2 separate regions of the Homo sapiens genome follow, and region 2 is linked to region 1. Evidence: chromatin loops called from intact Hi-C (ENCODE). Cell type or tissue: B cell. All regions are shown on one strand. Links, peaks and the distances in the headings refer to the core of each region. The heading gives the core; the rest is flanking DNA.

Region 1 (15,765 bases), core at 3,422-11,421:
TATTAGATTAGTAAGATTTCTTAAGAAATTTATTAAGAAGTTTATTAAGTTATGTTTACATGTTTTTTAATGACCCAGGGCTAATTACATACCCCTTTCTTGTTTACACCCCTTACTATAATTTTCTATACTACTATATGTAGAATCCATAAACAACAAGTCAATGTTTCAGTCTTTTCCCTATGTTTAGTAATGTAATCACATATGTACACATATAAATGTTTAGCTGATTTATCATCCCATTATCAACAGCAGCTTTAGTTAGTTCATTAATGATATACAAGGCACGGTTATCCTATAAAAAGAACCAACCCATGTTGGTGGCTGCTGGGACTTCTGATTTATTTTTCTATAGAATTATAAACTTTATAATATATTCAAATCATGATCAAAGCTGAAAATAAGAATAGTGGTCTACAGTTTCAGAACTTTACTAACAAAGGCATATATTCACCCATTTTTTATTTTGAAGCACCTCTTCTATTCACCTCAAATTCTTGTTTATAAGTAGATATAATTTAAAAATAATTATCTTAATTAGACCTGTATAGAAACAAACTCAAGAAAATAAAAGTTACTTAAATTCAGAGGAAAAAACTAAAACCACGGGAAAACAGCGGAAGTGCTTATTGTCTACTATACTGTGAAACAGCTTCAGCATTTCAAATTCTAAGTTACCTTTAAATGAGATAAGCCTAACAAAACAATGAATCTCTATTTGTGCAAAATTAAGATGTAAGAAGTAGAACATAGATATTTGCCATTTGACTAGAGTAAAAAGTTACTCTCAGATCAACCTTGCTAGTCATGATAGTTTTGCGAGACTGCACACTTGTTTCCCTGGGTTGTAGTTTCGCCACATGTACATACAAAAATAAGTTGTTTTCATTTCTGGGTCCCAGTGTATTTAACTCATTTTCCAGTAAGACTGACAAATTTGTGCTAAGTCAATATTAAGCTTGTAAATTTAATTTCGCTTAAGAGAAGGCAAAGCATACAAGTATAAAGAATTAGTAGGAAAAAAAGTACAGAAAGATAAAGGATCATTAAAGATCATCACTAAAAGGAGCGGCGACATACACAGGACACACACTCCAGCAGGCTCAGAAATGTTCTGTGCATTTGCCAAGAGGGTGCCATGTGTTACCACAGTGACTTAGACACTTGAGTTACCTTTCCCAGTGCTTACAAAAACAGGAAGAAACACCAATTGTGAATGCGTTTAAAAACCTAACGCTGAATACCTAGACCTTTATGAAATAAGGTAATTCTGGCCGAGCACAGTGGCTTGCGCCTGTAATCCCAGCACTTTGGGAGGCCGAGGCGGGCAGATCACAAGGTCAAGAGATCGAGACCATCCTGGCCAACATGGTGAAACCCCGTCTCTACTAAGAATTCAAAAATTAGTGGCACGCGCCTGTAGTCCCAGCTACTCAGGAGGCTGAGGCAGGAGAATTGCTTGAACCTGGAAGGCAGAGGTTGCAGTGAGCTGAAATCGCACCACTGAACTCTAGCCTGGCGACAAAGCGAGACTCCGTCTTGGAAAGAAAAAAAAAGAAGACAGAAAAAAGAAAGAAAGAAAGAAAAGAAAGAAGGAAGGAAGGAAGGAAGGAAGGAAGGAAGGAAGAGAAAAGAAAGAGAAAGAGAGAGAAAGAGAGAGAAAGAGAGAGAAAGAAAGAGAGAAAGAGAGAAAAAGAAAGAAAGAGAAAGAAAGAAGGAAGGAAGGAAGGAAGGTAGGTAGGTAGGAAGGTAGGAAGGAAGGAAGGGAGGGAGGGAGGGAAAGAAAGAAAGGAAGGAAAGAAAGGAAAGAAAGAAGGAAGGAAGGAAGGAAGGAAGGAAGGAAGGAAGGAAGGAAGGAAGGAAAGAAGGAAGGAAGGAAGGAAGGAAGGAAGGTAGGTAGCTTTTGGAATTCAAAAATATACTTGCCGACTTCCAGATAATGAAGCAGTAAAAAGAAATGTCCCATCCTGGGTAACAAGGTGAAACCCCGTCTCTACTAAAAATACAAAAAATTAGCCGGGCGCGGTGGCGGGCGCCTGTAGTCCCAGCTACTCGGGAGGCTGAGGCAGGAGAATGGCGTGAACCCGGGAAGCGGAGCTTGCAGTGAGCCGAGATTGCGCCACTGCAGTCCGCAGTCCGGCCTGGGCGACAGAGCGAGACTCCGTCTCAAAAAAAAAAAAAAAAAAAGAAATGTCAAATTTCCCATTTTTAATTATATGTATAAACACTTCAGTATAGATCAGCAAAAGCTAAAAGCATCTATTACTGTGAAAGTCACTGGATTGTTGAAAAAAATTTTCACTGTTGTTTCAACTTATTAAATTTAAGGCTATGAGGTCAGGAGCAGTGGCTAACGCCTGTAATGCCAACACTACTCTTTGGGAGGCCAAGACCAGGGATCACTTGAGGCGAGGAGTTCAAGACCAGCCTGGGCAACATAGTTAGACCTGCATTTTTATAAAAAATTAGCCAGGCATGGTGGCACATGGCTGGCGGGAGCATCGCTTGAGCCTGGGACGTTGAGGCTGCAATGAGCCATGATCGCGCCGCTGCACTCCAGCCTGGGCAACAGAGTGAGACCCAGTCTCAAAAAAAAAAAAGTTAAGGCTACAAAAGGAACCTGTTAGGTTGGCCACAGAACAAACACGGAAGCTTCACACAGCAGGGCAGACTATGAGAGCTGCTGGCTACACTAATCTTCTATAACGTTGCTGCATACTCAGTAAGTATGAAGGATTATGAAAATGAGCTCCTAAGAACTGACCCTACAGGTCTATTAAAAATGCAATGAATATTCCACATGTATGCTGGGCATTAAATAAAAAATGAAAAATTCACAAGACAACCATATGTTAAATACTGTAAATAATACTGAATTAGGTTCTATTTAGAATAATTTCTTTTAGTAATTTTTGGCAGATACAGAAACATAAAAAATTTATTAGGGTTATAAACTTGAGTTGTATCAAGTATTTATAAAGTATTAATTTAATTTTCTTCATATATTTATGAATGTAAAATTGTGCTACATTTGTAACCTCAGAAACTTTGCTTTTGGTAGCATTACAGTGTCATCTTACCTGTCATTACTGTACAACTGGTAGACTGTGCTTTTGAAATGTCAAGCATATAGGATAAAAAAATGGTAAAATATATATATGTATATATAAATAATCCAACTTGGTTTCAAGCCAAAGATGTAGCACATGGAGGAGTCACGTGAGGGTCATCACCAATACCTGGTGTTCTGTAATAGTTTCTACCAACCTTCCTATCCTCCCAAACTGACTTCCGAAGTAACTGATGGCACCTACCCTATACTTCTACACCTCTATATGAAAATGAAATCAGAGTTCTCTAATAAGTGTCTCCTAATTTACTCAAAATTTAACAAATTTAAAAATTATCACCAAATATGTACAAAAGGCAAATGCCTCCCAATTTACTCAAAATTTAACAAATTTAAAAATTATCAGGAAATATGTACAAAAGGCAAGTAATTTGATCGACAATTCAGGTCTGGAAGATTATAATTTTTAAAAATCTGTAATTCTTCCTCTTGTGTTCTCTATCTCAGGGTGACACCATATTGTCCCTGGACTCATCTTGAGCTCCTCTTTTCCTACTCTGCATACCCCAGCAGGCACCAGACCCTGCACACTGCGGTTGCCAGTCCTCTGCCCTCTGACACTGCTTCTACTATGCCAGCTCAGGCCTGTGTTCACTTTTACTGGGTCTATTCAACTGCTTTTGACTGGTCTCTGGTTAATCCGTCCTCCAAAAAGTGGCCAAAGTCATCTGTCTAAATTGCAAATCTGACCACTACCTGGCTTAAAATCTTTTAATAGCTTACCATTTTTTATAGGAGAAAGTTATCTTTAACCTCTCCAGTCTCAGATCTTGCCACACAGACAGAAACTTAACTACTTTTAGCTTCCTCAGATATTTTTCATGGTGGCTGTTCTACCCGAAAATAGCTCTCATTTCTCCTGCCCTCCTTTCTTGCCTCAGTATAACCTAAGCCCTCAAAACTCAGCCCAGGGATCCACCTCCTAGAAAGCCTTCCCATTCTCCACTCCACCCGACTCGCAGCCTCTGGCATGTTTCTTGCATGGATACAGCTACCCTGTGGGATGATTTATCTGCTTATAGGCTTAGATCTGTCAGCTGGTCATGAGGTCCTCACGGGAAGGAGCTGGGTTTTCAATCCGGTTGTAACTGGACGGTAGGGGTTCTGTCTGAAGCGGGGACGTTTAATAAATCAATGAATAACACTGGAGCTATGAACTAAATACAGCACTCTGATAACATCTTACATTTCAGTAGCCCCAAACTGGGGCAAAATTTAAGCAAATCTTGTGCTATGCCGAATTGAAATTTAAAAGTCAATTACTGCTAAACGAAACTCTTGTTTTCCTGTATTGTTTCTTTCTACACAACAAAGAAGGTAATGAAAATACTACCACAGTCTAATCTTAATCACAATAAGAGAAATCTTAAACTTGTGAAGATTTTTAAACCTCAGTGTTTTGATTATGATTAAAAAAAAAATAAGTCCCCTCTGTTGAACCTTCAAATCCACCTAGGAGGAACTGACAAAAACCTCCACAATGAACTACACCAGACTACACACCTTGAGTCCAAAGGCTGCATCCTCCGAGGCCAAGACTTCAACCTGAAATCATAAGGAAAAACATAATTTAGGCACTATCAAAAACCTCTTTGAGTCTAGCCACAGAAACCAGACACAGGCATGGCCTAGAATTGAGAGTTCTGAGAAAACTGGCATTCCATTTATGTCAGTTGTCAAGAAAGAGAGATCTGTGAGTATCTTCAAGAGCTGGGCTGAAATCCCAGTCACCGTCTGGGTTTCAGTTCTATAAGACGGCGGGAGCTCCTATCAAATGAATCCATCTGCCATCATGTGGACGTAGTGGTTGAAGTTCCTCAAAAACAATCCAGGGAGTGAGTAGAATCATCCTTCTCACCTAAATCACAACATGTTGCATATGCCTTTTGGTCTTTTACTGACAGACAGTGAGGGGAAGCTGCCCTTTGTAGAGCAATCTCACTATGCATGTGTGCTACCAGTAGATTCTTGTCCTGCTCAGATCAGAGTGGGCAGCGCTGGATCTCTGGAATGTTGCAGAGCAAGAGTTCCTGAAAGCAATACTCTGGAAAAGGCAGGCAGTGTCTAAGCAACAAGTTGTGAAATGATGGCAAAACTTCAAGACTGCCTGTCAGTCTCATGCATAGAAGACAGAGCTCATTAACATGAATTTTAAAAAGCTGCGAGGAACAAAACGTGTATTGATAATTACTGTTTTTTAAACATAATTATTCAGTGTCGTGTGTAAAGCTTTTAACTTTGACTATTGCAAAGTACCAATACACGATGGAAAAGAACAAGGAAAGAAGGCAACAGAACACATCTGAGTATTTTTAAAGAGGAAGACGGGGTGGGTGGGCAATATCAGACTGTAACAGGCTTCACTGTCAGTTTTAAACCTTTTAAAACTAGGCATGTGTGGCAGGTGTTTAAGTAGAAGGCACATAGGCCTATCTAATGTATCCTGCTATAAAACAAAATTGTATTCTTCCCTTGTGGACAGAAAATATAGAAAGGAAGGCCATGACAATAAGACTTTCATCCAGTATGAAAGTTAAAAGGGTCAAAAGAAGAAACAAGGAAGCAAATTGTCTTCTCCAACTGCTTCACTGAAAGCCAGGCTCACTGACCACCCCCTGGCACTGGCAGAGCCTGGTGCGGAAAGCAAAAGAAAGATACTACCATTAGGGATGGAGATGAGCAGCCTCGTTTTCATAGAAAACCATATGTTGCTGATACCAAATATGATTTTAGGCTAAAGACTGAAATGTTGGATCAATTATAGTAGAAAAAATCATTGTAAGTTTCACTGACAGCATTTCTGTTTACATTTTAATTTCCAAGGCTGTTAGATTTAGAAACAAGGCCTTATTATAGACTTTTCATTTAAGAAAAGGAAAAAAGATTACATGTTTGAATTTCCCAAGCCCTGACTTTCACAATGCTAGGTTACTAACCTCAACTATTTTTTAAATTAAAACCTCTAATCAACATTGGAGACTTTAAAGGAAAAACGCGAACAGGAAATATGCTGAATCTTAAATACTGTGAACATCGTATGACATTTGCTTGTGAATTACACATATAGATCATATCTGCATACCTCACCCTTGATGTGCTATTTTTAACACAAATAGAATTATTTTTAAAATATATTACAGTTTAACTTTGCAAGAAAAAATCTTCAGTGAGTTCTGCATATTTTATCATATTATAAAAAGTCAATGTAACAAGAAAATTCAATAGCAAATAGAGCTCTATTTAAAGATAAGGCTTTAATATATTTGACAACTTGAGGTGAGAGCAAATCAAAGCTTTCGTGTGAAATTTAGAACTCTCCCTGTGGCTATTTCAGCAGACAGAGACAGTGACAGACCTTGTGGGTGGGAGGAGGGAGTCAGATCCCACCAGGGCACCCTTCACCCCAGATTCTATCTCCAGGAGGGCTGGGGGAATTGTTTTGAAACTCTTAATATACCTTTAAACGAATTTAATTACAGCAACTCTACAAAAGTATTTATGTTTTGTTCAAAAGCACTATTGTTTACATATATATGTACCCTAGTTCAAGTATCCTTTACATCCTCTATTTCTGTAAGATTTTAATATCAGCAACTACAGAAAATCAGCTGATTTTAAAAACATGAGGTTATCCTCAATTTAATACAAAGGGAATATCAATGTCACACAAGGTTTTCACGCTGAGTCTAAGAGCATTTTTACCTAAGTTGGAAGGAATCCCCCTCTAGTGGGAGCAAAGGAGTATTTCAACTTTCACACTTAATTTCCAGGTAGTAGTCATTAAACTTACCGGCCGAAATCAGCTAAGCTTTTTTGTTCCTTTTGTCATAAATTTGAACAACAATAACAGAAAAGTCAATAACTATATTTCATAAGACAAAACCACCCATCATTCTTATACATAAATTAGAAGTAGATCTGTGTTAATCCGATTAAAACAAGAATATACAACTGAAAAATTTGGGAAATTCTCAATGGAAAGACTGGATACTGTACTGGGAAGACACAGCATTGATGCTAAAATACTAATTCTTTGCCTATAATCTGCATTTATCTGCTCTAATCTCAAAAAGACCATCACTCATTCATAATAAATACTGTGCAGATATTTATTAAATGCAATGTTTTGTGCCTAATGTCATAAGAAAATGAGTTTAGCTTAGGTATAAATATCTAAGTGAAATGTATTTAAGTATCCATTATACAGTCAAAAATAAATTCTAATTCATAAATGAAAAGATAAGATTATTCATTGTGTTATTTTTCTTTTTAACTTTGATGTGGGGAGACTTAAAAATTAGCAGTAAGAAAAAAAAAGTCACAGGTTTAATCAAATGTAAAATTAGGACATAATAGCCAACGTTCTCCTCCTCCACACAGACACTGTAACAAATACAGAGACAAATTTGAATACTCTGATGAGACCCATGTTTCACTTCAATGGGAGAGAGAACTTTTCAAGGGTTCCTGAAGTACAGAGGTGTGAAGGGGCAGGTTTAGGATAACAAAGTAGAAACTTCCTAAAGGCAAAGACAAGGCCCTTTCCATTAACTCACACTTATTTCAAATGTTACAATCAACATTTTATAACACAAGTGCCTAAAAGGATTCCATTTGTAGAGAACCTCTAAGAGCTCTGTGAAAGTTCAGTCTGTAAAGTTCAGCAGCAGCTAAGCCATTTACAGTCCTCACTCTCCTAAAGCACAAAAACCTTCAATTGACATCTCTTTCCCAATTACCCTACGGCCCACCTCCACCAAAAATAACACAAATCACCTTAATTTCCAATCATTCCAGTAAGAAAATTGGGAAAACAAGAATTCCTGAATTTGGAAGTAAAACTGGCCGTACTTTCCTTTCTCTTTCACTTTCAACGTCCTTTTTATGTTCACAATGTAAAGCACTCATTGAAAACAGAGTATACTAATTCTAGCAGCATTATCGTCAAAATAAAGCAATGCCAAAACTATGCTGCAATTTATTTTTTTAAATAGTTCTAAAATCAGTATCACACTGTCACAAAAAGAGGAACTAAAGTGAGAAATAATGCTCATTTATAACAATGTATAATGAACGATACTCATAATTAAAGGAATACAAATAAAGTCATATTGTACTAAAGATTAAACCTTGTAATAATTACAACATATACACAGGTTTGGGTAATTATTCAAATCACAGCCTTGCACTGCTGATGAAAATATATACTGGAATAAAATACAATTGGCAGTATCAATCAAAATGCACATGTATATGATTACGCAAGTATTAACCCCAACAATTCCACTGATCCTAAAGTATAAAAATAAATATTTAAAACGATGTTTACTGGAGTTGTTTGTAACAGTGAAAAGTGAATATAACCAAATTTTCATTGCCAAGGGAGTTTACAGTAAATTACTGTATAGTCGAACATAGAAGACTATGCTTCTGTTACAAAGACAGAGGTAAATCTATGTGTGCAGACAAGAAAAGATTTCCAGGATACTCTATTAAGTAAAAAGAATGGAAAGGGTGTGCACAGTAAGCTACCATCAGTTTTTTTTAAAAAAGGTGGGGGTGAGTCATATACTTGATGTACTTAGAATATTTTTGGAAAGAAATGGAAGAAACACATCAATCTAAGAACTTTTCCCACCAACTACATGTGCTTCTTGTTCAATTAAAAGTAATTAGTTAACAAAATAAGTCAATAATAACATTACCCATTGTTCCATGTCAATTAATAATCATGGAAATGTGAATAAACATCTTATCTTTCAAGGTAGCAAAAATTAAAAATATAGTGGTCCAGGTTTATGTGTACACCTAGGTTTCTCAACATCTATGGTGGGCCTGTAGCTAAGAATGACCCGCCCAGAAAACAATCTTCCATTACATATCAATATCCTCAAACATACTCATGCCCATTTATCCAGCAATCAAGCCGCTAGAAAGAGCTATCTTCAAGTTATAATTTGTGATCTACCATTTATATATTAAGCATGTGTACCACATTATTTAAAATAACATATTAGAAAAAAACGTACAAATATGGGAGATGGTTAAAGTATGGTATATTCACATGATAGAGCATTAATAATCATGAAAAATTCAGGTTTTAAGAGATAGTTTGTAACACGGGAAAATGCTCATAACTGTGTTAATGTAAAGAAATTAAAAACAAAAAATTTGACATTTTAAATATTTGAATGTATCCATTTGTTTTCCCCAAGCTTCTAGAGTTTGTGCCATGCTGGAAAATGTCTTCCTCACTGCAGCATTTTAAAAAATATTCATTTTGGGCCGGGCGTGGTGGCTCACACCTGTAATCCCGGCACTTTGGCAGGCCGAGGCAGGAGGATCACCTGAGGTCAGGAGTTCGAGACCAGCCTGGCCAACATGGTGAAACCCTGTCTCTACTAAAGACACAAAAATTAGCTGAGCGTGGTGGCGCATGCCGGTAGTCCCAGCTACTTGGGAGGCTGAGGCTGAGGCAGGAGAACAGCTAGAACCAGGGAGGCGGAGGTTGCCGTGAGATCGCACCATTGCACTCCATCCAGCCTGGGCAACAGAGTGAGGCACCATCTCAAAAAAAAAAAAAATTTCATTTGTTTTCTTTTAATATATTTGACTTTTTTACATTTAAATATTTGATCAAACTGTAATTTATTGTGAAATAACAAGAGGAGGGGGTGACTCCATTTTAATTTTCCATTTGAATAACTGTGATGAAGAATATTCCTTTATTTTTTCCAGTGATTATAGATATCATACCTTTACCATAATTAAACATTAAAATGATATAGATTTTGCCTCCAATTCCAGGCAAGGATGGGAAAGGCAAAATTACACAAGTGAGCTGTTCTGCCCAAAGGGGAATAAAGGTGAGGAGAGGAGGCTAGTAACAATCAACAAGAAATTGATTAAATTTCCAGTCACAATAATATTTATCTGCAAGGGTATTACCAAGAATTTAGATGCTCTTGGAAAGAATAATTTTTGCCTACATTGGTGTCCAGGGGATAAAAATACTCTCCTTACAATGTTTGCTGTATCTCCCTTGATTGGGCCAACAAGTCCAATACACCAACTACAACCTATTCCATTAATCATACTTTTACCTACATTAAGGAAAAGTAGACACTAATAAATAAACTGCTCTCCAAAACCATGTTCCAGGATTTATGACAATTTAAACTGCAGGAGAAGCATATGGGTTGCAAAGTTTTAATTTTATCAAACAAAGAAGTTGTTCCGTGTTTTTCTTTATTATTATTTTATTAACTTTTTGGGATTTTAATCCATTAAAAACATAGAACTCTTAAGAAAAAAAAAAACCAACCATAAGCCACTGCCAGCATTCCTCTTTTACTTATTAATTCTCCTCGTTCTCCTCATTAGCATGACAGACCACATGACGGCTGAAGGACATGGCTTGCTGAAATCGCTCAGTGCACCGTTAGCCAGCAGTGGAAAGAACACGCACGGTAGCCTCGTGCTGCTGAGTACAGCGGCCGTCCTCTGAATGTATTGGAAATGAACTAAAACCTTGTCTCTATACAGGGACCCAATAAATATTGGTAACAATGAAAAATACATCTATGCAATCAAAAAGCATTTGATAAACTTAGTACTCTAAGACACAATTTCAAGGCGGTGTGATGTTAACATAATTACACTTTTCACCGCAAGTGATATGCTCACATGATCTCCTCCACTAGGATGCTGGTGTGTCTTTCTATTCAAGGCTGTTAAATTTAAAACAAAGTCAGTCAGCACTGTGGTCACACCCTTATTTCCAATTATGTTCTCTAACTCAGTGAGGATACCTCCACAGAGGATTTACAAAGCAATGAGGACACCTGGTATGAACCAATCTTGAACTCTTGGTATCACTCAGAGACAGAGAGACCTTGAAGTGTGCGAAACCAGCCACTACTATGCAATGTGGTGTTATAGCCTCTTCCACCCAAGGTGGAGTCTAATTCTCTACCCCTCAATCTGGACTGGATTTATGATTTACCTGGGTCAAGAGACTGCTGCAGCAGCAATCATGCTGTGCCACTTCCAAGTCTAGGACTCAAGAGGCAATTCTTCTAATCATTCTCTTGAAACACAACCAACCACCACATGAACAAGCCCAGACTAGCTTGATGATAACACATGGTCCTGTTACCACATCGCCTTAGCCAAGAGCCAGTCAAGCCAAGAGCCCGAGAAGCAGAGCCACTTAGCAGGTCAGTAGCTGACTGAAGTAGAAGGAACAAGCCCAGTACAAACCAGAACCACCCAGCTGAGCCCAGCCCAAATCGTCAAACTGTAGAATCATGAGCTACATAAATGGTGGCTGTTCTGAGCACTACTGCAAAAACTAACTGATGCACTGTACAACTTTAAATAAAGGAACTCTAGGTGCCATGGATTTACAGGCAGAGTTCCAGGCAAGAACACCATGACACTAAAGGAAGTTCTGAAAGCATCCACGCAGCCAATTGCTTCTTTCATCTCCACTCCCTCCTTAAAACCTTCGAAGTCTTCCAAGACCGTAAAATTAAGCCGAGCTGCTTACCATGGTCCACAAGAAGCTAAACCACGTGGCTCCCGCCTGCCTTGCAGGTCCTCGGTCCTGCCACCCGCTGCTCTTCACAATGTTCCCGCTGCACTGGCTTGCCTTCTGTTCCTCCAAATGGCCACTGTTCACCTGAGGGCCTTTGCACTGGCTGCTCCCTCCTCCTGAATTACTGTGCTACCAGATCATCCCATGGCCAGTCCTGTCGTACCAATCACTCCTCAAGAGAATCCCTCTCCTTCTTTTGTATAATCACCTGAGATTTTCTTGTTTATTCATTTGTGTATCACCTTTCTCCCTTTACTGAAATGTCAACTTCACAAGAGCAGGCTAGCTCATTCACTGTTGCATGTCTCTTACCTGGAAGAGTGCCAGACACAGAGTAGGAGCTCACTAAATATTTGTTGAATAAATGTATATGAATGAATGCGCTAAAGACTATAACAAAACAATAAAAATATAAATACATGTGTATGAACCCAAATTTGACACAGCTCATTATGACACAGGTGGGGATATAACAAGGTTTAAAATATGCTCTACCTAATATAACTATATAAGTAGAAGTCATATGTGTGGTTGGTGATACATGCTTGCATGCATTACACATGACTGTTACTAAAAATCAAACCAAAAACCAATTTTGCTATATTGAATACATATATATGCATTTGATGCATTTGTCTCTCTAGCCAAGAGTAGACCTTAAATTCCTTAAAAAGGATTAGTTCTTATAAACTGATGGCAATAAAATGAGTATGTATGTTGCTCAAAGATAGATCTTTTCTATCCATCCTGAGTTAAGAGGTAATGACTTCTAGACTTGAATCATACCAATAAATAACTCCAGTTAGACTACAGTAAATATTTTATAAAAATACATACAGTTCGCAATCCTTCCAAACAATTTTAAAAAGTAATTTTGAGCTTTCCAATTTAGGTTGGCTGACCACAACACAGTGGATGGTAAGAATATCTGCCTATGCTACAGGGCATGATTGTAAAGGAGACTGACAGGCCCAAATTCTACAGAAGAATAGCGGCACTCAGAAGGCTTATGTGGTCACAGTACCATACCTTTTCCATAAATAATTTTCTTGAGACAGTGGAATAGTGTAACCCTGTCAGTTACATGATGACATTATTTGTAGATTTGGGGGCATTAAGAACACTATACCTAAGGAAATCACATGTATCAAAGTTCATCATTTCCATACTTCCAGCGTTTATCAAAAAACATGGCTATGAGATCATGAACAATATAGACCAAAATATAGTTATCTATTCATTATTTCATTTGGCCTTTCCAATGCAACACATGTGTATGTATCAAACATTTTGAAAACAGGTAGTACTTTCAATAAAAGCAATGCTTTCCCTTTAGATCTTTATGTAAACTGTATCTTATTAAATTAGAAAACACTAATACTTATTCATTACATTATTATTTCTACATGATTGATTTTTCTGTATAATTCAAATTAATAACTATTTCTTCTTAACACTTTCTATACTTATTCCTAAATTCTAGAAAGTTTGATGAAGGAAAATAAAAATGATGGGTGTCCAGGCAGTGAGGGACTGTTAAAAAACATATGAGCACTAAGTAAGTGGTAGTTAATAAACTTTACAAAAAGTGAGATAATGTTTAGTCATATTCTAAATATTTATCTTGCATTATGTGATATAATTTGGTCATAATTCAATGCCATTTTATTTAAGCAATACTTCCCAATTTACCCAACCATTTACACACACACACACATACACACACAGTTTATGAAGCCAATGTCTTATGCTACAGCTTGGTAAGTTTAGATTCTCCAAAAATGTAATAAATAAACTCTTTTCCTAATTTTGACATTTCATAAAAAGGAAAATCTTACATTTAAAAAATACCTGGATAAATCAACGGAAGTACTAAAAGATAAAAATTGTGGCTAAGGTACTATTTGATCATACTTAAATCCCTCTCCCAGTCCCACCCTGCCATTGAAGTTAGAAAAGGAAGCTGAAAGTTGTTACAAAGTCACTATGTAGAAGACATATTGTGGACACACAGGCTATGGCCATCCCCAAGATAGAGGCATGTAAAACTTAATTATGGTATCAAAGAAAATGAGGTGCAATAAAGATGACTTTATTGATTAGGTGAGAATGAAAAGGTGTTTTAAAAACAAATACATTTTTAGATCAGCAAATGAAACTTCTATTACAGCCAGCAAATGGCTGTTCATACATCTCGATTGTGTGTCACTGGTTTTCTTTCTGCTGCCCTGTTCCCTGTCCAAACGTTCCTGCCCCCAACTCTGTCACTTGGGTCCAAATGTCAAAAAACTAACAGATGACAAAACTTCTTTCTTATCCTAAAATACTTCTACCAAAACAGATGGGGGTTTCAAAACACTGAAATAGTGGTTACGACCAAAGACATTTATCACAGTGCATATTTAAAACCTTTCAAAGTTCAAATTAAATAGTATAGTATTATTTTGATTATCAAATTGGAATGGAAAGACAATTCAATAAAAGAAAGAATGTAAGATTAGGTATACTGAAATTTAACCACAGAGTTTTATCTTTTACCTTAAGATGAATTATTGTGTTAGAGGAAACTTATTTTGAAGAATCTATTTAATTAGGTAAACTAATAAGTTTGAAGCTAAGAAAAAATGACTCTAGGGAAGACAGACAACTATTTTTTTTTATTCTTTTCAGATTTCTCAAAAGTCCTATTTGTCCAAAGAAACTTAACTAAACTGGCTCCCCACCAATCATGTCATCTCCCTTTCTTCTCTCACATAAATTGCTTAATACAGCCTTACCTGCTAAGGGCAATAATAACAAATAACTATGTATGCATTACATGGGAAGGAAACTGAGGCTACCTAATACAGGACACTCTGTAAGAGGTAAATTTAGGAAGAGGAGTTAGAAGTTTTCCAGGTAACTGTCACAATACCACTATTCCACTCTGCTCCCCTTCACCTCTTTAAAAAGTGCATCTTCTAATAGCCAGGCGCAGTGGCACGCATCTGTAATCCTGGCTAATAAAGAGACCGAGGTAGGACAATTGCTCGAGCTCAGGATTTCGAGACCAACTGGGGCAAAATAGTGAGACCCCCCCATCTCAAAAATAAAAAGGGTATTTTAGCACAAAAACAAGTCACAGTGATGATTACAAACACTCCTCTACTCACCTAAGAAATAGGTCTCTGAGGATTCATGAGGCTTAGGTGAGACTGGAAGCAATGAAGACAAACCTGAAAGCTAGACAGCTCTGAGATGAAGACTGGCCCCGAGAAGAAGGCAGGCGCCGCCACTTGTCAGCATACTCCTCTAGACCAAGTGCTCTTGATCTGTTGCTGCTTTATTAAATAAAACTACTTCATATCAAGGGTACATCTTGACATTAAATAATAAAGTCACTTTAAAATACGATTGATATATGATTACAGTGCTCTCCCAAAGAATAAATTACCTGAACATGGAAAAGACGAGTCTTTTGGCTACACCACAGAAAGCAGTATTGTCTGGAAAAAGAAAATATGAGTGATTTGTCTCTTTCCATGATAAAAACATTGGAGTCAAAGGAGAGATCTGATTTTTAAAAATAGGCCTGGCGCAGTGGCTCATGCCTGTAATCCCAGCACTTTGAGGTGGATCGCCTGAGGTCGGGAGTTTGAGACCAGCCTGGCCAACATGGTGAAACTCTGTCTCTACTACAAATACAAAAATTAGCCAGGCATGGTGGCGGGTGCCTGTAATCCCAGCTACTCAGGAGGCTGAGGCAGGACAATCTCTTGAACTCACCAGGCGGAGGCTGCAGTGAGCCGAAATTGTGCCACTGCACGCCAACCTGGGCAACAGGGCGAGACTCCACCTCAAAAAAAAAAAAAAATCTATTCCAGCACAATGTTACAGCCACTTTGGAGAAGAAGCCTGGTAGTTTCTTACAAAGGTAAATGCAGTCTGCTATATGATCCAGCAATCCTCTACTTCTAGGTATTCACCCAAGAGCAATGAAAATATATTAACATGAAAACCTATATGAGAGTGTTTAGGGAGGCTTTCATCATAGTTG
Region 2 (15,765 bases), core at 4,325-12,324, 66 kb before region 1:
CTTTACTCCCTATCTTTCTACCATAGTTTCATAACTACTAAGTCATAGTTACTATGATTCAGTAACTACAGTAACTAAGAAACAACTTGATCTTCCACAGGCATAGTTTAAACATCGTCACAGCAGATGATGACTCAGAAAATGCATTTGAGAAAGTGATAACAGAAGACTCATTTGTGTCCTTGGCCCATGTAAAGAAGAAAATTCAGAGCCCTCCGAACCAACCGAATTCAATAAACACCTTCAAAATTACAGATTTTTATATGACATGTGTTGGTCACAAGTAAAACCTCTTAAACAAAGTGTGGTAATAATTTTTAAAGCGCATACTGCTGGGCACAGTGAACCAACCCACTTTATGAAGGCACTTTAACATTAAAATAGCTTAAAAAAATAAATAAAGAGAGCCCCCGTGTTCTTTCCTCAGCAATGTCTATTATGATGTAAGCATAATGGAAAAAAATACAACTGGAAAACACTATACTATGAATTAGAGTAAGTTCCATCATTGCACACTTCTGTATTCTCCAATGATAACACACACAGCCACGTGCACAATTTAGGTGCAGAACTGTCACCTGCATTTCTACTTTTACTGAAATAAAATTATCAGCCTAAGTCTATGCTATCATTTTCTTAAAAACGTATTTTTATTTTTAATTAATTTTAGACTTACAGAAAACTTGTAAAAATAGTGCAAGGAGTTCCCTTATATCCTTTAGCCCACCTCCTCCAATGTTAACATCTTATATAACCATAATACAATTACCGAGAAGAGAAGCTTACCTAAAGACCTCATTTGAATTACACCCATTTTTCCGCGTCATGTCTTTTTTCTGGGATCATCCCACATTTCATTTAGTGACTTTCCCTTAGCCTCCTCCAGCTGGTAGGTACTTTAGTCTTTCCTTCTATTTTGTGACCTTGACACCTTTGAACAGTACTGTTCAGTTATTTTGTAGAATGTTGCCAAATTTTATTTGCTCTGATTATATTTTTTATCCCTAAAATGAGGTTATGAATTTGGGGAAGTGTACCACAAAAATGTCATACCCTTCTCAGTACAATCTATTTTCCCATTGTAGTTGGTTAAGTATTTTTTGGAAGATATTTGAGACTATGCAAATCCTATGCCTCCTCAAACCTGCACTCACGAATTTCTGGATCCTTTAGAAGATCTTGTTTACATTTATTACAGTGGTATCGGCTAACGGTGATTCTATATTTCCCCTTTTTCTTCCACATTTAGTTACTGGAATTCCATTGTGAGAAGAGCCATCTTCTTCCTCACTTGGTTTTTTATTTATTAGACTATTTCTCTTCACTCACTGTGGCAGACACACCCTCGAGTAACCTCCAATGAGTAACACCGGTGAGTAATCCCCTCCTCTCCACTGAGCAGAACCTGTAATTCTATCCAAAGAATGTGAAGAAAGTGATGGGCTGTCACTCCTGCAACTATGTCAGATGGCAAATGTGAAAGGATTTTGCAGATATAATTAAACTCCCTAATCAGCTGACTCTGAAATAATCAAAATGGAGAGAGATGATCCTGTATGGGCCTGACATTTCAACAGGGTTCAGGCCTTCTAGGAAATAGGCTTCTCTGATGTGAACTGAGACTAAGGCAAGAACGAGAGGCCTCCAGAATCTCAGGACCTCACTCCAGCAACTGCTAGGAGATGAAGCTGCCACAATCCGAATGAAACTGGAAGTAGATTGTTCCCTAGTCGAGCCTCCAGATGAGGATGCAGGCTGCCCAACATCTTGACTGCAGCCTTGTAAGTCCTGAGCAGCTAAGAGGTGCCTGAACTCTCTGCCAGGGGAACAGAGATAATGAATGTGCCTTGTTTTAAGCTGGTAAGTTTGTGGCACACCCTTTGGGCTTTCCTTTTTTTCACGCTGTCCTGGACACACTGTCCTGGGCTCCCCAGCACCCCTTTATGTGAGTGCTCCATAGTTTACTCAACACTCTCCTGTGTATGGGCATTTAGACAGTTTCCAGTCTTTTGTGGATGTATTTTTGTATTGCTGGGGTCTATGTTCAGGGAAAATTCCCTGAAGTGGGATTGTTGGGTCTAAAGGTTACACAATTCCAAATTTCCTTCTAGAAACTTTGTACCAATTTACATTGCTACAAGCAATGTTTGAAAGGCCTGTCTCTCCATAACCTCACTAATAGAATGTATTGCTGTTTAAAAAAATTTTACCAGTCTTGGCCAGGTACGATGGTTCACCCCTGTAATCCCAGCACTTTGGGAGGCTGAGGCGGGCGGATCATGAAGTCAGGAGTTCAAGACCAGCCTGACCAACATGGTGAAACCCCGTCTCTATTAAAAATACAAAAATTAGCCAGGTATGGTGATGCGTGCCTGTAACCACAGCTACTGGGGAGGCTGAGGCAGGAGAATCGCTTGAACCCGGGAGGCGGAGGTTGCAGTGAGCCGAGATTGCACCACTGCACTCCAGCCTGGGCGACAGAGCAAGACTCCATCTCAAAAAAAATTAAAAATAAAAAATTACCAGTCTTACTGATTCTGAATGAGTTTGACTACTTTTTCAGATTTTAGGGCCATTTTAATATCTTTCCTTGTGAATTGTTTGTTCAAGTCTTTCTCCTATTTTTCTGCTTACGTTCTTAATCCTTTGCCCTGGAATTTTTAAGGGTTCTTCATATATTAGAGATATTAGCCCTTTGTCTGTGGTATATATTGTGAATATCTTCTCCTAGTTTGTCAGTTGTCTTTTAGTTTTGCTTACGGTGTCTTTTGTAGCGGAAATTTTTTTTAATGTTGTCAAATTTATCAGTCTTTATTTTTATTGCCTCTGGATTCTGAGTCACAGTTAGGAAGCTATTCTCTCTACACCAAGGTTAAAGAGGAATTCACCCTAGTTTTCTTCGAGTACATACATGTTTTTTTTCCATCTCCCTTGAGTTTATTTGATGTGAGGATGGATCTAACTTAATCTCTTTGCACGTGGCTCCCCAAGTATTCCAACACAATTTATTTAAAAATCCATTCTTAGCCCAGTGACTTGAAATATCATCTTTGTCATTTAATACATGTTCACATGTATTTGGTCTAACTCTGGACTTCCTCTTCTGTTCCACTGGCTAGCACACACTATTTTCAGTTCCAGTATTTTTATACCATGTTTTAGTGTCCAGTAAGAATAGTGCTCCTCACCTTTTCTTTTTCAGTGTTTTCTAAGTTTTCTTGCATGTTTTTCTATATGAACTTTAGTATCAACCTGTCCAACCATATAAAATAGCTCACTAATATTTTCACAGCAATTGGACTGAAATAATCAGTCAAGGAGAACTCATGACTGCTGAGTTCATCCCACCCAAGAACAAGAGACATCTTTCATTTGCTTAAGTCTTCTTTAGTTTCTTTCAGGTACCTAGAGGGTTTGTATATTTTATGTTAAGTTTATTCCTAAGCACGTAGTCTTCCTTGTTGCTACTGTAAATGGGATTCTCTTCACCATTATATGTCTTTTAACTGTTTATTGTTTGTGTATAGAAAGACTACTGCTTTTTGTATGTTAATTTTATGTCTCACTACCGCATTAAATGAATTCTTCCACTGCTAATTTGTCATTGATTCTCCGGGGTTTTCCAGGCTTACTATTATATCATCCGTAAATAGACAGTTTTATTTCTCCTACACTCATCCTTATGCCTTTAATTGAGTTCTCTTGCCTAACTACATTGGCTAATATCTGTAGTACATTACTGAACAGTAGTGAAGATAGTGATGATCCTTGCCTCATTTGTGATCTTAGTGGAAATGCCTCTAGAGCTTCCCTAGTCCATAAGTGAAACTAAAGCATATACATTTTACCATGTTGAGATTGTATCTCTCCATTGCTACTTCCTTGAGTGTTTTTATCATAACTGGGTGTTGAGTTTTGTTACAGAGAGGATTTCCCCCCACCAGATGTATGTTTATGGTATATATTAATAACAGAGTTGTTAGGCCGGGCGTGGTGGCTTACGCCTATAATCCCAGCACTTTGGGAGGCCAAGGCGGGTGGATCACGAGGTCAGGAGTTCGAGACCAGCCTGGCCAACATGGTGAAACCCTGTCTCTACTAAAAATACAAAAAATTAGCCGGGCATGGTGGCAGGTGCCTGTAATCCCAGCTACTCAGGAGGCTGAGGCGGGAGAATCACTTGAACCTGGGAAGTGGACGTTGCAGTGAGCCGAGATCACATTACTGCCCTCCAGCCTGGGCAACAGAGCAAGCCTCTGTCTCAAAAAAAAAAAAAAAAAAAAAAGTTGTTAATATTGAACCAACTTTGCATTTCTGGAATAAATGCCACTTATGATACATTATTTTCTTAATGTACTGTTGGATTCTGTTTGCTAATATTTTCTTTAGAATCTTACACTAGGAGAAGTTTTGGGAGAATTTTATCCAATTAAAAATAGCTTTTAAGAACTAAATCAAGATAAGTACCAAATTAAATATTCAAGTAACATAACTCTGGGATTTTAGTATATAACACAATTGGGAAAAAGAGGCTAATATGTGTATTTTGGTAAATTAGCACACATCCAGTAATGTATAATGTACAGTGGATGGACTGAGACATGAATATATTATAGCTCAGCATACTTCATAGAACAAGATGGTGGGGCAGTCAGTACTAACAAGTGCCACGTTCTACGATTTTTTACAACTGGACACAGTATTAACACTTTCCATAGTTCTTAATTTAATTCCGTTCATTGTCTCAACTGACTACAATGTACATTCCATACAGACAGAAAATTCAGACTGTTTGGTTCCCCGCTATATTATATCTCTTGAACCAGGCATATAGTAACCATTCAATAAGTATTTGTTGAAAAAAAAAAGTATGGCTAATGATTCCAGGAACCAAGCTCAGATTAATAGATAATTAGATCTTTGTAACTCATCTGTAATCATGTAGTTTTATCTTATTATTCTAGATGAGGATTAGACAAACTTTCTCTGTAAACTGCCAGATAGTAAACATTTTAGGTTTCACAGGCCATATGTTTTCTGTTCCAACTACTCACCTCAGCTGTTGTAGTTCAAAAGTAGCCACAGACAATATGAAAACAAAATAGCATAAATAAAACTTTATTTGCCAAAACAGGTGGTTGTCTGAATTTGGTCCTTAGGCTGTAGTTTGTGATCCCTGTTCTAAATGATAATATGAGTGAGTAAAGAAACATTCAGGAAGGCCGGGTGCAGTGGCTCACACCTGTAATCCCAGCACTTTGGGAGGCTGAGGTGGGTGGATCACGAGGTCAGGAGTTTGAGGCCAGCCTGGTCAATATGGTGAAACCCCGTCTCTACTAAAAGTACATAAAAATTAGCCAGGCGTGGTGGCGTACACCTGTAATCTCAGCCACTCAGGAGGCTGAGGCAGGAGAATCACTTGAACCCGGGAGGCAGAGATTGCGCCACTGTACTCCAGCCTGGGTGACAGAGCAAGACTCCGTCTCAAAAAAAAAAAAAAAAAAAAAAAAAAGAACCACTCAGGAGGAATACTTGCTGAAAAAGCCAATACAGATGAGTATTTAATAACAACAGCACTGACATAGAAATCTCACATTCTTCCATATTTAAAGGGGAAGGCTTCATAAATAAATGTCAGTAACAGAAGTTGCTTTATGCTCTCTCCTATCTATATGTAAGAATGCGCTGGGTTCCTTAGCACTTAATGCAGGCAAAAGTCTAAGACTTAAATGGTAAGTACATTTAGCAGGTAAATGTTTAGATAAATGATTACTTGTAGTTTTATTTTTCCAACTCTTTCGGATCAGAAACAAACCAACAAATCAGATCAACTACTGATCAGATGCAATTGCGTAAATTATACTCTACTACTTTTGTGTTGGGATGGTAGAGAATAAACATGAGGTGAATAGGATTCCCACATTAATCCTTTATTGAGGTTAAAATTCCTTGGGGATAATTCCTTTCTACATTACTACAGTATACAACTATAGAAAAAGAACAAGAACACTAACTCTGAACCACAACCAATTCTGGCAAACAAACCATTCACCCCTTTTCAAATAATACTGCATTATCTCCAGTATTAGTAATACTAATAGATATAGAAATATTCAGAAATTCCATGTTTCAAAAGTTGTAGTGGCCATAGAAAAATTATTCCTTCCTTTCACATCATTACAGCTAAAAAGCCAACTAACCTAAGATGGATTTAGTTATCTGAGATGGAATATTGACATGATTAGTCAAGATAGCAAATCTGGAGTCTGAATGACAGACACTACTTGATTTCGGTTTTAATGCCTCAGATCCATTCTATCCTTCCAATTTTCCTACGTTAGCTGACTCTGGGCAAAAGTGAAGAAAGAAGGAGCTAAAGAGAGAGCACTGTCTAGAATATACATTTATTTGTCTTACAAGTTCGCAGGTAAATTAGAGATAGCTTGAATGTACCAAATGAGGTTAAAAAAAAAAAAGAGTACTCACTATATAGAGGGCAATGTCCTAAATTATATTCTTCGATTAGTAATTCAAGAAGATTGGCTTTTTATAATTAATGTGAAAAGACATGTGAAACCATGGAAATTTGGATAATTTTCTTGGCCAATCATCCTCAATACATGGAGATCATGAGGTGTTTAGTGGCAAGTACTTGGGCCCTCTTCATAAACTCTGTGACAGTGGCAAGGGTAAGACAGACCTATTCTTAGGTCCGTGTGAATTAAACTGGTTGTGGTTCTTGTTGAATTCTGAGAAGAAATGAGGAATGCTTCCAGTCACTTTGCAAATAACTCTATCATGATCAAGTTACTCCCATGGGATGGTGCTACAAAATCAATACATAGTTCATGGTTTTCAGCAATTAGCAATTGAATTAATTCTTCTACTCATCAAGAATTCTTGGTGGTGTCATTAACTTTAGTGAGAAATTAAAAGAACACATTGTAGCAACCAAATACTGATACATTACTACTATGATCGTGTTCATCTTGTGCTTCCCACTGACTGTGCAATTCTGCTGCTGCATCCAAAATTAAAACACTGGGTTGCTTTATTCTAGTACAGCCTCATGGAAATCGGCTCTCTTTCAAATCTTTAAAGTAGAATACGGGTCTCACCTGCCACCATCTGACTTTACCGATCTTCTGGAGGATGCATTTCTTATATTCTGCCAAACCCACTAGTAATTACACTATAACTTCTTACTATGGGTTGTATTTAGTTGCTCCTTTAATTTCTGCAACATGAAGAACTGGTCAGGATCTTTCCTTCCACCATGATAAATGACAATATAATTTTGTTAAGAGACAGCATTGGTTGGTTGCATGGTAGACTCCGCATCTGTGGAAATCACTGTACATCTTATCTCAGTTAGTAAGAAGCTAGAGTATGGTAAGATGGTACAGCTCTGCAACACAGCACAAGGATTTCATGGGTCATTTCTTTAAAAACCTGCATAATACCTAATGGTGTAAATGAAAAATACATTTTTGATAATCCATACATTCAACAAATGTCCTAGTCTCAGGCATTTATTTAGATGAGTTAGAAAACCCACAAGTTATTTAGACATAGCATCCTTCTGTTCAGTGTTTTCTATTTCACTTGCTTCAAGAACGGAAAAAAATCCCACTTATTCTCAGAATGAAGAAGCAGGCTGGCTGACACCAACTTCGATATGCTCCAAGCAAACTACTGAAATACAGAATCTGCTCAGGCTTCCGCTTAGTGGTTCCGGTTAACAGTTTATCTGAAGTGCGTGGGTGTGAACTTATAACACTTCCTATTGTTCAGCATGGGGTGTGTGTGCCTCTGTCTCTAATAAGATCACCTCACCCTTTACCAAAAGGTCCTGTATCAGGGCAGAGGGGTGGGGAAGATGTTGGTGAACAGGCTGTCAACACAATTCTTTATTGTGAATAAATCCTATCTCAGATTAGAGCAGTATAAACCAGAAAGTAATGTTCTTCCCTACCTTTCAACTGAGAACACAGAACCACAGCAATTTGGTGTCCTCACCTTGAAGGAGTTAAGCCCCTGCTTTGAGAGATAAACCTTTTCATGTCATACAGCTCGAAAGTTCATTCAAAACGGGGCTAGACTTTCCTAAATCCTTATCCAAAATATTACAGACTATTCATGTGTCATTAGGTCCTAAAAATACAGATAAATGGGCACTTCAGAGGCTATCTGACTTGGATACTCCCGAGCCATGAAGGGAATAAGGATACTTCCAATTCCCGAACTTGAGAGAACAAGACAGCTCCCACGCACCGTTCACAGGGCCATATACCTTTATTCTAAACAAACTAATACACTGTCAAAAACCTGCCGGATTAAGCTTTTCAACTCTCCTCCCTACTGTGGTCTGAGTGTTCCAAGTCTTTTTCTAAACCTCACTCCTAGGCTTGAAGATAGATTAGCTATAAAGGACGATCAGCCAACAGGTAGAAAACAGAAGTGAGTATGATGTGGTCTATGTGAATTATGTCCTCATAAAAGCCCTTAAAGACCAACTTATAAAACGTTACTCACCCAGCCTGCTATCATAGATTCAAACCAGAACTTTTCTTTTATTAATTAAACATACTAAAACTACACAATGTTTTTCGCATGGGTCCTCCTCATAACTCTGTGACAGGTGCGAGGGTAAGACAGACCCTTGCAAGTTGGTTTAATAGTCTGATCACTAATACCCATGAGATCCCTTTTGGGGAGATACCTTCCCACAGAGAACTTGGGGCAAAGAAACTGAAAAGTCTCTGGCAAGGCAAAGGACAAGTTAAGTCAGAGGATACATGGTGATGCACGGACTTCTAGACTTAACTATTTAAGTCAGCACAGCTTTGATTAAAGATAAACTGGAGTTGGCCCAGCGCAATGGCTCACGCTTGTAATCCCAGCACTTCAGGAAGCCAAGGCAGGCAGATTGCTTGAGGTCAGGAGTTCGAGACTAGCCTGGCCAACATGATAAAACCCTGTCTCTACAAAAATGCGTGGTGGTGGGCACCTGTAATCCCTGCTACTTGGGAGGCTGAGTCAGGAGAATTGCTTAAACCTGAGAGGCGGAAGCTGCAGCGATCTGAGATCATGCCACTGCGCCCCAGCCTGGGTGACAGAGCGAGACTCCGTCTCAAAAAAAATAAAAAAAATAAACTGGAGTCATAAAACATTTACATACAGAGGATTCTCCGCATTAAAATGAGACATTTTTAGTCTGGATGACTGCTAAGTGGCCTGAAAGGTGTGGGAATATAATGTGCTTTGGGTTTGACTGAGGCACAACTCTCAGGGTGGCGGCTGGCACAGCTCAGCCTGGGTCCCACTGCACTTGCCACTCCACTCAGGACCGACTCTGGGGAGGTGAATAAAAACTGTGTCTTTGTGGATAAAACAGCCATTAAATAAAAGATGGAACTTTAAGGAAAGCTTCTCAACTTTAGTTAACTTCAGATGTGAAGACATGAATAGTAAATAGGCAGTATGACCAAAAATGTGATTTGGTTGAAAGCAGGAACCACTTCTAACTTTGGGAATCTTGAGGATCTGCGAGGCATCCCCTGTGAAAGTCCATGATGTCCTGAAGTACATCAACTACCATGCTGAAAATCTGGCATTCTCATCAAAACACACCCTTTGCAATAGCTTTAAAGCTCAGGCATACAATTCCAAGGTCTACTGGGCCACGTGAAAACCCACTTGTGGAGGGAAAGGTCTATTCTCCACATTTGGGTATGGCATCGCTAGCCCGGCCTTCCCCCAGGAAGTCCGGATTCATAGCACTCTGCTATCTGTAAGAAAAGAGGTAGGTTCTGAACTTTCCTCAGGCAGAACACCAGACATAAAATGCTGAACAGCCACCAGCTCCATTCTCTCGAATCCTCGCTTTGATGTAAGGTAAGAGGCGGCGGGGAGAACACCAAATAGAGGGATGGTTTATATTTCTCTCACCAGGGCAAATTAATAAAAACAAAACCTAATTTTTCCCTTCTCTCACCCATTCTTATTCCTCCTCAATATTTTTCCTCTTTCTAAGATTCCTTTTTTGTTTGAGAAGCTTAATATTTGGCTGCCTCTGAAGAAATGGGTATAGTGACAGATGAAAGACTTGTATTCATCGTCTAATTCAGAATAAGGGGAAAAATCGACTGCTGTGCATTTTAGATTCTAACAACCTTGCAATTTTGTATAGTCGTTTCCCCCACCCGTTCTTTTGAAGAAATCTGCTTTTATTCTGCTAATAACTAACCACAGTTGCAGCAGCATGGATCCGATTAGCAGTTCTTATGACACAAAGGGGAGAAGAAAAAAAGCTGTGAACAGGGTTGCCAATTTGTCCACCTGGGCCCCCAGGAGAAAGATTAGCTGAGGCGCCTGCCTGCTCCCTTTCTTCCACTTGATCGCTGCTCTGTGCTGCCGGATAGAGACAGGCCTTTTTAAAGCCAAGGCACTTTCCTTTAATCAAAGTTTCACTCGCCTCCACCCTCTCTTGTCACAAATTTCTCATTCTGGGTTCCAACGCTTCGTGACAACTCTGCCTGTAAACATGGGTGGTTGGCTATGAGAAGTGCCACATGCGGATGCTCACTCCCTTGGAGTCATTTTGCACCTAAAAGAGAATATAGCACGTGAGCGCTTGCTGTGCCCTGTAGGTACGAGGGACCGTGTTTTCCAGACCAAAAGGTGGCACACGTGGTCAATCAATGGGCATCTTTATGCTGCGTCTGGATGTCAGAAGAGGGAGGGAAAAATACAGGGTTTGGGAATTAAATATTGGAATTTGAGGGAAATAACACAGAATGTATAAAGTTGAGACCAACAGATAAAACACTGGTACTATAGGTGGCATGGTTTCTATAAATTCTCCATTTAGATATAGAATTAAGTGTCAATTTATGTACTAAAATAATATGCTTTTTCTTACAGAGTTTAAAATTTCATTGCATTTGTGATTATACTAACTAATGACAGCTTGTTTTCATGATAAAACTTAAGATTTTTAAACCCTTGGCATAAAACTCATACTTTTAAAAGTAAAGAACGAGACAGCTAAAACCACTTACTATTCTGAAAAACTTAAAAAACAAACAAACAAAAAACCCCAGGCTCCTGAGTGAAATCTCCAGGATCTAAGGGGGATAAATCAACACTTCACAATGTATATTTGAAGGAAACCAGCACCTGCTTACCTTGCTTCACTATCACAATTCACACCATGACATATTAATACATTTGGGTGTTTAAATAAGTGCTTTTTCAAGAGATATAGAGTTGCACAATGAAACCCGGATTAATCAATAACCAGACTCCTTTTTAACAGTGCTGGGCTTGTGAGGTTGCTGGGGGGAGAGCAGACCTCTCCAGCACGAGGCTAGAACTGGGAGGTCCAGGCGGGTGGCAGTGGGCACCCTCAGGGACCCCGCAGCTCAGGAGTAAACTCTGCCAGAGGCAGTGCCAGCCTGGGCACGGCTAAGCTCTCCATGCTGAGTGCCAGGGGACAAGGAGGGCTGTGCAGGCCACAGAGCCTCTGACTGTGGCAATGTGGAGAGGAAGGTTCTCGAGCACGACCTCAAGTACTCTCCATTACTTCTTTCAGATTGGACTAAATATTCGGCAAGCACACTTGTGAAAGGTATCTGTCACAGTGGAGTCGCTTTCAGGAGGGAGGGGAAAAGAATGATCCCATGGAGGGTGAAATGCAAAGGCAGAAAGATGGCTCCAAGCCCACAGGAGAAAGGTTATAAGTCACCAATTTCAGAACTCTCTCCTTTTGAATTCCCATTTTTCTAAGAGAACTGTGAGTTCTTTAATTTGGCCCATGTTTACTGAATAGCGCTACTTGCCAGGCACTGTTCTTGGCACTGGGGACAAAAAGAAGAAAGAGGCTCTCAGCCCGCCAGGGGCTCAGGCAGCTGGGGCAGCCCTGAGGGAGAGCTGAACTCCGGGGCTGCAGGGGTCAGCAAGGACTTCGTGAAGGGAAAGATCCTTTAGCGGGGTCTTGAAGGGTAAGGAGGAGTTTGCTGGGCTGCATGAAGAGTGGGATGGATGTTCCAGGCAGAAAGGATAAATCACATTATTCTTTAATGCAGCTCTAGGGACAAAGATCTGACGCAAAGTCATGGTCAGTGGTATAGAGACAGGGAATTCTCAACTAGTTCCTCCGTCGGCTTCTAAGAAAAGGCACTGAGGCCACATGAAAAACGAACAAGCAGCAAAAATATATCCACTGAGGCTCGCTTCTCTTAAAATGTGATACTTTTTTTTGCCTTTTTTCAAGTAGAATTAAAATAACATGATTCTTGGATTTCATGTGAAATGAACTTCAGGTAACAATTGTGGAAATGAGGAAGTCTGCTGCTAACTGAACTGGACTTGAGAATACAACAGTATTTTTGCACAAGAATTTTTTCTGTGACATTACTTTCAACTGAACCAAATCTAGTTCTAGAAAGATCAGGGGAAAAAACCTCAGCACTATGCCGCCCTTAACACATGAGCTAATCATCCCTCAACTTTCCTGTGAGAAATGTATGTGCTCCTAACTGGGAAGACAGGCCTCCTTCTCAGGCACGCCCATGGAGCACTGGGGAAGTGCTAAGTTGTCTTGGACACGGGTGCTCTCTTCCATATTCTAGAAACATTTCTTCTTGCATTTCTTTTTCACAGTCTCTACCTTTTTGGGTACCCCAGGGTTTCCTCAGAATTCTTCTCTCAGTGATTCTCAGCCTTGGCTGTGCATAATAACCACCTGGAGAGCTTTAAGAAAGTACTGACGGAATACCCCGTGTCAGACCGATTAGCTCAGCATCTCCAGGGCTGGGCCAGCACCGGTCCTTTCCCAGGCATGTTGTGTGGCGAGTGCTGAGGAGCACTGACCTTCACTCACTCCCTAGGCCAGTACTTCCCAGACCAGCAGCTTCAGCAGAACTAGAAATTATTGGAAATGCAAACTCTCGGGCTCCACCCCACAACTACTGAATCACAAGCCCTCCAAGTGATGCTGAGGCAGGCTGGGTGCCCAGGGGACCTCATCCTGAACCCTAAAGCCTCACACACTCATTTTTCCCACCAAAATACTGCCTGAGTCCAGATCTTATCCAACCTCCTATTCAAAACCTCCCTTAGGATGCCCAGTAGGAACCTCAAATACAGTATGTTTAAAACCAAACTCTCGATTCCCCTTCAAAAACGTGTTCCTCTGTCTTCTGTACAGAACCATCATTTACCAATTCCTTCGGCCAAACTCCTTCTGCCACTACTCCCGCTATGTGCACATCCAAGCGGCCATCAACACTCCGCGTGGTTACTGCAGGAGCCTCCGATGTCTCTGCTCCCACCTTCCCCTACAGTATACTGTCCACTTAGCAGCCACAGTGAGCCTCCTAAAACCTAAACAGGATTATGCTATTTCCTGCCTTCCCAACCTTCCAGAGGGATCACATCACACTTAAACTCCTAAATCGGCCAGGCGCGGTGGCTCACGCCTGTAATCCTAGCACTTTGGGAGGCCAACATGGGCAGATTTCGAGAGGTCAGGAGTTCGAGACCAGCCTGGCCAACATGGCGAAACCCCATCTCTACTAAAAATATAAAAATTAGCCAAGCGTGGTGACATGTGCCTATAGTCCCAGCTACTCGGGAGGCTGAGGTAGGAGAATTGCTTGAACCTGGGAGGTAGAGGTTGTAGTGAGTGGAGATCGTGCCACTGTACTCTAGCCTGGAAGACAGAGTGAGACTCCTTCTCAAAAAGAAGTAATAAAAAAACCTCCTAAATCATAATCATAACCTACAAAGTCGTTAGCTCCTCTCTCACCTAACTGCCCACACATTCTGCTCCATTGCCCGTGACCACTATGCTGTGGCTACACTGATTTCCTGGTGTTCGCCGCCCAACACACTAAGCACAATACTAACTCAGGGCCTTTGAGTTTGCTCCGTTCTCTGCCTGGATCTCCTTTCCCAGATGCTCACATGGCTTGCCCCTGCCCTTCTTTCACTTCTCTTGTTCAAATATCAGCTTCTAAGAGAGACACCTGCCCTAACTAGCCACTGCTATCTAAAGAAGTAACCTGATTTTTTTCCTTGACTACCTGACAATAAAGTATGTAGTTATTTATGTATTTCCTGTCTTTCCCACTAGACTTTAAGTTTCACGAGGACAGGACCCTTTGCAGTTTATGTTCAGCGCCTTTACCCCACTTACTACGCCTGCAGCATAATACACACTCAGTGCTTTGCTGAATTAATGACAGAATAGAATGATAAAATAAGGCAGGAAGGAAACGGAACAATTAGGATAGTTGGCTTTCCACAGGATATCTCCTGGTATATCCAACACTCAAAGTGCAACATGCTACTTTTCTAAAACCATCAAATGAAGTAATATATTTGGCATCCTCAGCAAGGTCACACTCTTGGCATTCAGCTTTATGTATTTAATGCAGTTTGCAAGTACAAACTCCCATGTCACTTTCTGTTTGGAAGGGAGAATATCAACATTAACAATTCCTAGTTATATCATTTATAAACATGCAGATGTGGATTATGAAAGATTAATGCATTTTAGGATTAGTGAAGGCATTCCGTTTGTCTCATGCCGAAACCAATTCTGTTCTTCATTAGTCAATGACAACCCATATCACCCTGTTATGGAAGAGAAATCAAAGATGCAAGTGTGTGAATTGAGAATAAGTGATGAAACTGATTAGTAAGAGTCTTAACGGCTATAATCAATCAACACATCATAATAATCCTGGCTCCAGGGTTATCAGAAGACTGGGAAATAAACCTAACACTCTCTATAAAATGGTTTTGTTCCTTCCACAATTGTTACTTATTCTCTTTTAGGAAACATGGTGATATACCAGAAGTTTGTGAAATCAACTTTAGGAGCATCTTGACTCTAAGTACTATTCATTTACCCACCATTTTCCAAAATGTACTCAAGTGATTTTTGAAACTTTTTACTTCTAGGCTAAAATTAGTTCATAAAAGCTTTTGTACCCCTCCATTCTGAATCTTCATTCTCAGCGAAGGGAGAAGGCAGCGGGTCAATGCCAACAGCATTTCCACAGAGGCAGCACACGCAGAATCCAGACGCAGTGACACTCAGCTGAGCAGAGGTTCAGAGCAGGGACAGCCTACTCAGCTCAAGAGTGAAAACAAACAGAACGAGGTGTCTGAAGTGCTTCTCCAGAGAACAATGCAAAAAAATAATGGAGAAGTGGGAGTGGACCATTAGACCCACCATGAAAACACATGAGTCACTGCTGAGATTGCAGAGCAAGAAAAAGGCACATAATATTGCCTTGGTGACACAGGCTTTCTTGTATTTTCATACACAGAAGAATAGAGAAAGGGAACGGAAATTGACAGGATAATTTAAACTGAGTTGCCCAACTTTTTTTAATTAAGAGAGGAGCAAAACCAAGTGGGAATTTGTATTTTGATAAATTTCTATTGTTTTCTTATTTCTAAATGTGGGAGAAAGAAGAGGAGAAAAGGCTTAATTTGAAGTTTGCTGGAATGAAAGATTGAAAAGATTTGTGCTTTTGAAGAAAAGAATACTCATTCCCCACCCATCAGAATACCTGACTTGGGGTGTGGAGTGACCTCTGAAGGAGAAGAGTAGCTCAGAACACTGAGGCAGTTCTTCAAACGCAAAGGCCTTGGCCACCAGACAGCAATGGGGAATCTGTCCTCTAGAAACAGCGCTGAGAATATTCATGACCCATGGACTTGCTGAGTTTCCATAACCAGGATCTT

The links. Peaks named below come from ENCODE experiments on the same cell type or tissue, not always from the same donor. Only the 100,000 strongest peaks of a DNase experiment are listed, where the experiment ranks them.
Region 2: it touches region 1 in a loop (2.5-fold over the local background); 8 of 110 quality-filtered maps call a loop at or near these places.

The regions. Positions count from the first base shown.
Region 1 is chr6:157,025,745-157,041,509 of GRCh38, reverse strand. All of the region lies in intron 4 of ARID1B (AT-rich interaction domain 1B), which reads right to left. Among named protein-coding and RNA genes, the nearest start is that of MIR4466, 250 kb to the right of the region's middle. In B cell, for the core only: CTCF peaks have their summits at 6,661 and 6,860; DNase peaks (open chromatin) are centred at 6,849 and 7,909; H3K4me3 peaks cover 1,015 bases; H3K27ac peaks cover 1,733 bases.
Region 2 is chr6:157,092,352-157,108,116 of GRCh38, reverse strand. The region is part of intron 5 of ARID1B (AT-rich interaction domain 1B); the gene reads right to left. Among named protein-coding and RNA genes, the nearest start is that of TMEM242, 220 kb to the left of the region's middle. In B cell, for the core only: no CTCF peak of the experiment used is centred there; a DNase peak (open chromatin) is centred at 7,746; H3K4me3 peaks cover 410 bases; H3K27ac peaks cover 2,197 bases.